Regions from separate parts of the Mus musculus genome. Here regions 1 and 2 are each linked to region 3. A link is a loop called in an ENCODE intact Hi-C map of the cell type or tissue named here. Cell type or tissue: gastrocnemius. All regions are shown on one strand.

Region 1 (2,500 bases), 750 kb before region 3:
TTCTGAGTGCTGGGATTAAAAGTGTGTGCTACCATGCCCGGTTCTAAATAAAAATCATTAAATAGAATAAATCAGTGCACTAAGCTAACATTTCCTTGAGAGCTCTTGCCTATAAGAGAAGGATGGGAAAGCTAAAGTTTAAAGGGTAAGCAGGATGTTTTGGGTGCTTCCATTTCCCCCAAGATGTCCTGTCCTGGAGGAGCCAGCAATACAGAGAGTACAGCAAAAGAGGCACCCAAATGAGGGAGGCCTTAACTCCAGTCTTCTAAAAATGTTGGTATGTTCTTCAATTATTTGAATCGCTCCTGCCTCTCCCTGCCCAGAAGACTCCCACAGGCAAGCAAGCACTGGACAATAGGAAGAAGTGGTACAGGTGTGGAGGTCAGAGTACAACTTCTGGAAACTGGTTCTCTCCTGCCACCACGTGTGGATCCGGCTCAGGCAACTCAGTGAGCCACCTAGCCAGCCCCTGACTTTTAAATTGACAGTATGGCTTTAACCTTGAGTATGTGTCCTATGAACTCAAGCTCTCACTTGGGGTGAGGTGGCACAGATCAAGCAACTTTTGTTAATGTTGAGATCAAACGCTTCAGAGATTCTCCAAGAAAAACCAATTATTTACTTCACCCTCTGTACAAACAAACATAAAGAAAGCTAATCTCTTGTACTTCAAAGGCAAGCAGAGAGAGAAAGCGCCTGCTACCTTATTAAGAGCTCAGCCGGAATTGTATTCGTTCTCTGAACGGCCAAATGACCTTGGGTCAGCCACCTTCCGGGGACCGTTTCTAGGTTTGCAAAACGAGGGTATTGCTCCGAGGATAACACGTGGGAGCTTCTTAAGCACAAACGTTGGGCGAGCAAAGGTGACTTAACCACGCGTCCTCCGCCACCACGTGCACTGGGCACATCCCCAGGACCCGCAGACCCCCAGAGTGTGCGCAGTTGGGCAGTCCTGGACGTGCAAGCACCCCACTCTCCCCAGGATGCTCAGCTCAAGGCCCCACGACCGCGTGCAGGGTTGGGTGTGGACGCGTGGCCTCACGGTCACAGCCCAGAAGGACACTCACTGACTCGCAGCAGGGCCACGTAGATGAGGAAGTTCCGAATGGAGGAGACCACATCCTCACGCATCTTCCGCTTCATCTCCTCCGGGTCCAACTTGGGCGCGAGACCCTCGATCCGGAACATTGCGGCGGCTCTGCCTCCAAAGCTTGCGAGAGCAGCAGCTTGCTCTCCTCCAGTGGCCGCCCTGCACCCGGAACTTAGCCAGGCTCCACTTCCTGTCCCACCCCTTGTTTCTGTCCTGTGACGGGAACCTGTGAGGGGAAAATTTCATCCTGTCTTCTTGTGTCTGAAGCAAAGAGACCTGAAGGGGGCGGCCGCCGCCTTAAGTCTCTGAGCCTTGGGTGGATCTGGACTGTGTTTTGGTCCCTAGCCGGGAGAGTGCCACCTGTAAAGTTGTTTTATGCTGTAAAGTAGGGAGGTGTGTGCAAAAATATCATTATAAATAATAATAACATTTATGAAGAATCTAAGACAGTACTTCGTGAAATGCACATTTTAGTCTGTCCTTCCTAGGTTTGAAATTTAAAACAACTTAGTTGGGAATGAAGTTCGTTTGCCAAATCGTTTTCTTAGGATGCATGAAGCCCTGGATAGTGTTGCTGTTGTGATAAACACCACCAAAATAACTTAGGAAGGAAAGTGTTTCACCTAACCTGTTAACGTTATCCAGGGAGGCCAGCACTGGAGTTCAAGCTGGAACCTAGAGGAGGGAACTGAAACCAAGCGGAGACGTTGTCTTTACTGGCTAGCTGGCCTCAACCAGCTAACTTACTTTTATTGGTTAGGACCACCTGCCGGGTGGCATTGCCCACAGTGGGCTAAGCCTTCCTCCATCAACTAGTAGTCACACAATGACCCTCAAATTCACCAATAGGACAATCTGGTGGAGGCAATTCCTCAATTGAGGTTTTCGCTTCCTAGGTGTCAAGTTGACAAAAACTAGCCAGCACAGTGCTGCACACACCTGTGTTCCCAGCACTGGGCTGCTGGAAAAAAGGGGTCAAGAGTTGAAGGTCAGGGCAGTGCTGGCTCAAGCACTTGGGAGACACAGGCAGGCAGATCTTTGAGTTCAAGGCCAGCCAGGTCTACAGAGTGAGTTCCAGGACAGCCAGGGTGACACAGAAAAATCCTGTCTCCAGACAAACAAACGAATGAGTTCAAGGTCAAGGTGGAAACAGTGTCTCACACCTGTAATTTCAGCCCTCAGAAGACAGAGGCAAAAGAATTACTGCAAGGTTAGGGGCAGCCTGGGTTACAAAGTAATTACAAGGACAATCTGAAACAAACAAACAATCCCAAGATAAACAAACACAAACAAAAAACAGAGGTCAAGGTTATCACCCTCAGCTAGTGAGCTCAGACTGCTAGTGTCCCAGACACTGAAATTCTAACATTTCCCACATTTTTTTTCTGTACACTCATTTTTTGGAGGTAA
Region 2 (2,500 bases), 560 kb before region 3:
AAAGGCGTAGCCCAGATTAAAGGTGTGTTCCTTAAACTCGGAGATTCAATCTTCTGGAATCCATAGCCACTATGGCTCAAGATCTTCAAACCAAGACCCAGATAAGGATCTCCAAGCCTCCAGATAAGGGTCACTGGTGAGCCTTCCAATTCCGGATTGTAGTTCATTCCAAATATTGTCAAGTTGACAACCAGGAATAGCCACTACAGTTGCTCTTGCAGAGAACCTAGGTTTGGTTCCCAGCCCCCACATGACTGCTCATAACTCTCTGTAACTTCAGTTCCGATGGGGGCGGCAGGTTGGAGAGGTGCGGGGGAGTGGGATTCCAATACCCTCTTCTGGTTTTCCCAAGTACCAAGCATGCATGAAATGCACATGTGTATGCAGGCAAAACACCCATACATATGAACAAAAATAAATCTTAAAAAAAGAAAAGTAAAGACAAGACTTGGACTAGTCGCTTCACGCATCTGAGCCTATTTCTGAGTTGATATGTGAAGGGAGATGTTCAAGGTATGTAACTAGCCACTAGACTCTTTGCCTGCTAAGTCTTGTCTGCGCTTTGAACTTGGACAGCCTGGCGGCAGAAGGACCACTGTGTGCTCAGGAAAGGGCTGTGCTAGCTCATAGTCCCTGCTGGTTGAAGGGAAACCCAGGGAATCTTAAGGGCCCCATACTGACCAAAAAGACAAAGTAGGTGGTTTAGAGCTTGGTTTAAAGTCGCCAGAAAGCCACTAGTCACCTGTTTGAGCTATGTAAGGTTTACGAGGACTTGGAATTGCCATCGTCAACTAACAGACAGATAACCCAGAGTATAGAAGCCCAGCCAATCTACTGGTATCATCTAGTGCGTTGTTAGACTGAAAACTACAACTCCCAGAATGCCACTCAAAGCTGATCAGGAACCGGAAGTGGCTTTGGGGCGGGACCAACTGTGTTCTCTTCTGAGCAAGGTGTGTTAGGTAAGCCAAGATCTGGTTCTGAGGGTTGGCTAGAGACTGCGGGGTCCCACCGAGACGCCTAGGCACCCCACAGCCCTGGGGAGTCTGGGTCTTGCCTTTCCTCGGTCGCAGCACGCGAGTCAGTGTGACCCGCGTTCCCTGCAGCCTGGGATCTAAGCAGGTGTTCTGGTGCTGAAGGTGGTTGGGCTCAGAATGAGAAAATGAGAGACCTATGCAAACAGGATGATTGGACACTTAGCGACGGCGTTTGTGCTCATCAGGTGGGACTTGGGCTAGAAAAGGTCTAAGGCGGAGACGGCGGTGTTAACTCCAAGTATTTATTGAGAGTCTGAGTAAACGGAACATTTAATTTTATTGGAACGGTGTGAAAAAATCAGACAAAAAATAAGTAGGTGGTGTTGGATAGTGAAAATATGCCTGATCTGAGGACGTGTGAGACTAAGGGAAGAGCATGTGGGCAGAGATTAACAGTTTATGTAGACATTGGGATATTTAGTATGTTTGGGAAATAGGTAGGTCACAGTTTATGCAGACATCGGGATATTTAGTATGTTTGGGGAATAGGTATACCACAGAGCGTAAAAGAAAATGATGGAGGAGGGGCTACCAGGAAAGATGGCTCTTGCTGAGGATGGGAGTTTAGTTCTCAGCACCCATGTCTGGGCGACTCATGACTGCCTGTAACTTAAGCTCCAGACACCTGTACTGAACTGATGCACACATAGCCACATACATAATTTTTAAAAATAAAATGGCTCTGGTGTGGTGGTGCAAGCCTTTAATTCGGGAGGCAGAGGCGGGCAGATCTCCGTGAGTTCTAGGCCACCCTGGTCTCCAGAGGGAGTTCCAGGATAACCAGGGTACAGAGAAACCTTGTCTCAAAAAACAAACAAACGAATGAATGAATGAATGGATGGATGAATGGTTGGATGGATGAATGTGGGAGGCAGAGACAGGGCAGATTTGTGAGTTGGAGGCCTGCCTGGTCTCCAACCAGTATATAGCAAGTTCAAGGCCAGCTAGGGCTACATAGTGAAACCCTGTCTATAAATAAACAAACAAACAAATAAATATAAATAAATAAATAGAATCCTCTAGAAAAAAGAAAGTTGACAGAAGGGAGAGAGCCCTTAGTGATCTGTGCAGATAGTGTGTAGATTTTGGATTACGGTGAGTGAAATAGAAAATGCTGCTGACTCTGGCCAGAAGAGTGGTGTAATTCTCAAACATTTAGATGCTCTTATATATCTGCTGCTACATACTTGTGAATATATATATTTCACAGATTTATTTTGAGACAGGGTCCCAGGTAGTTTAGACTAACCTCAAAGTCTTTATGTAGCCAAGGATGAACTTGAACTTGAGCCGTGAACTTCTGACCCTCCTGTTTCTTTTTTCGTTGTGCTAGTAGTACCTAAGCTGTCACAGCTGGTTTATGTTATGGGTTTGAGACAAGGGCTTTATGCATGGTAGGCACACGCTCTCCTGAGTTACTTCCCTGGTCCTAGGATGCTCTTTACTGTGTGAGGTTCACTATA
Region 3 (2,500 bases):
CAAGCATTACCGTCTCTTTGCATCCTCACCAGCTCAGTTACTCCCCGACCTTTGGGTTCCCCAGGGAGGCTCCACACTGATGAACATACCTGTGGCCCACTTAGGACTTCTTCTAAGACATGAAAGCCCGAGAGGCTCAAGAGGAGAGATGGCTCAGCAGTTAAAAGCACTCACTGTTCTTTCAGAGGACCCAGGTTCAATTCCCAGCACCCCACATGGTGGCTTGTAACCATCCTTCAACTTCAGTTCTGGGGACCTGACCCTCCTCTGGCCTCTGCTGGCATCAGGCAGGCACACATACAGGCAGGCAAAGCACCAATCTACATTAAATACATACATACATACATACATACACACACACACACACACACACACACACACACACACACACACACACACACACCAGGTCACTTGCCAATTTTGAATTCTAAGTATTTTTGAAATCCCTCTTTTTTTCCAATAGCAGCTTAGTTACCAATCTTTAGATGCCACTCACTAGTCCTGTAGCCTCTCTTTTTATATTGACTTCATTTTCTTTCTCTTCCTGGTCATTGTTCAAGTGATTTTTTTTTTTTCTTTCATGTAGCTTTTTACTGTGGTGGCTTGTGTTCAGCCATCCCCTGCTGGTGTTCTGCCACTGGATCGTGACCACGCTCAGCTAGGAGTTCATTTCTACTCCTAAACTGCAGAGGGAGGAGACAAGAGTCTACATTCCCACACCGCGGGAGACACAGCCACACAGTTTTATTTCTCTCTGTCCTCCGTTTGGATTTTGTTTGGGGCTTAAGTTATTGCCGGCTCAGACATCCTATTCTATAAAGTTCAGACAACCAATTTCAAGGTACTTACCTGGCGATGGAGCACGATGGCACATTCTTCTATTCCTGTTGCTTTTAAACCCTTCTTCATGGGTTCCTTTTTATTACCTGAGAATTTTTATAGTGAAAAATTTTATTACCTGAGCGTGTTTGTAATGGAAAATAATTTTCAGTTCTTGTGTTTATACATATGCATTGACTACATTATTAAATGAAATATTACACGCGAAAGCATTTGGTATTTATATATTTAAAATAAATATTTACATATTCAAATCCCCAGAGCTGAGGGATAGCAGTGTGTTCTGCCAATCCCTTGGCAGTCCTCTTCCTCTGATTTTTTTTCCTTGGAGAGCTCGCCCCCTAGCGTTCACTCATGAGAGGACCGGTGTTCCCTCCACACCCTTGGGAGCGAGGTTCATTGAGGTTCCTGGCTTTCTCGGGGCAGTTTTTCCTTCAGTGTCCTGTGTTTTAAATGGGTGCTCATGTGGAGAATTCCATGACCCTGTGCCGTGAGCCTGGCTGTAACTGATGCCAAGGGCTGGTTTTCAGTGGGGAGAGGAGGAGGAGAGCGTTCTGCCAGCTGGGGCCCTTCAGTGGCTGACCCCAAGTGCTACATCTGGTCTGGCCATTGCCCTTCTCTCTGTGACCCATGCATCATACTCCTGGAGAGGCAAATAGATGGTAAGGGCTGGGAGTGTGTGTGTGCGCGTGCGCACACGCGTGCGCGCGTACACGTTATTGTGACCATGTGGAAGTCAGAGGACGACTTGCAGGAGTTCCTTCTCTTCTTTCACCATATGGACCCTGGGGTTTGAACTCAGGTTGTTAGGCTTGGTGGCAAGCCCCTTTCCCAGCTGAATATCTCAATGGCCCTGCTCTTGCTCCCTGAGTGGGTGTGAAGCTTGTTCCATGAGGTCCTGTTGTCTACTCTACGGTCCTGCTGATCTTTTCTCTTTGATCTTGTCTCAGCTCTCTGACAATTCCCTTTTGCTTTCAAGTATGGCTTCTTCCCTTCCCTTTCTTTCTTTCTTTCTTTCTTTCTTTCTTTCTTTCTTTCTTTCTTTCTTCCTATCTTCCTTCCTTCCTTCCTTCTTTCCTTCCTTCCTTCCTTTCTTTCCTACATGTAAGGTTTTGTATGGGATGGAAAGACTGATGTTTTGTTGTTTTGTTTTAAAATTTATTTCATTTTATGTATGTGAGTGCACTATAGCTGTCTTTAGACACACCAGAAGAAGGCATCAGATCCCATTACAGATGGTTGTGAGCCACTATGTGGCTGCTGTGAATTGAACTCAGGAACTCTGGAAGAGAAGTCAGTGTTCTTAACTGCTGAGCCATCTCTCCAGTCCACTCTTTTTTTTTTTTTTTTTTTTGGTTTCTTTGAGACAGGGTTTCTCTGTGTAGCCCTGGCTGTCCTGGAACTCACTCTCTAGACCAGGCTGGCCTCGAACTCAGAAATCTGCCTGCCTCTGCCTCCCAAGTGCTGGGATTAAAGGTGTGTACCACCACTGCCTAGCCCACTCTTACATTCTTAAGAGCCAAATCCTGTCTTACCTTTTCTGGACATTTCAGATCTGTGATGAGACACAAGCACAGGCTGCTAGGAGTTTAAAGAGTTCCAGGGGATAGATGTGAGTGTTTCTGCTCTCCACTGAGACCTCTGAGCGAACAGGGGTCAC

What was found. Hi-C counts contacts between places; a loop is a spot of excess contacts. Peaks named below come from ENCODE experiments on the same cell type or tissue, not always from the same donor. Only the 100,000 strongest peaks of a DNase experiment are listed, where the experiment ranks them.
Region 1: it touches region 3 in a loop (2.6-fold over the local background); 5 of 42 quality-filtered maps call a loop at or near these places.
Region 2: a loop joins it to region 3, with 6 times the contacts of the local background. A loop is called at or near these places in 11 of 42 quality-filtered maps.

The regions. Positions count from the first base shown.
Region 1 is chr4:45,106,846-45,109,345 of GRCm38, forward strand. Tomm5 (translocase of outer mitochondrial membrane 5) reads right to left here and starts at 1,268. Exons shown (of 2, transcript NM_001099675.1): 1 at 1,068-1,268. The coding sequence starts at 1,188. In gastrocnemius, a CTCF peak has its summit at 1,369 (motif pointing right); DNase peaks (open chromatin) are centred at 1,309 and 1,859; H3K4me3 peaks cover 1,943 bases; H3K27ac peaks cover 1,831 bases.
Region 2 is chr4:45,296,234-45,298,733 of GRCm38, forward strand. Trmt10b (tRNA methyltransferase 10B) reads left to right here and starts at 935. Exons shown (of 9, transcript NM_027266.4): 1 at 935-962. In gastrocnemius, no CTCF peak of the experiment used is centred here; a DNase peak (open chromatin) is centred at 945; H3K4me3 peaks cover 1,036 bases; H3K27ac peaks cover 565 bases.
Region 3 is chr4:45,854,789-45,857,288 of GRCm38, forward strand. All of the region lies in intron 1 of Stra6l (STRA6-like), which reads left to right. Among named protein-coding and RNA genes, the nearest start is that of Stra6l, 7.1 kb to the left of the region's middle. In gastrocnemius, a CTCF peak has its summit at 1,183; a DNase peak (open chromatin) is centred at 1,186.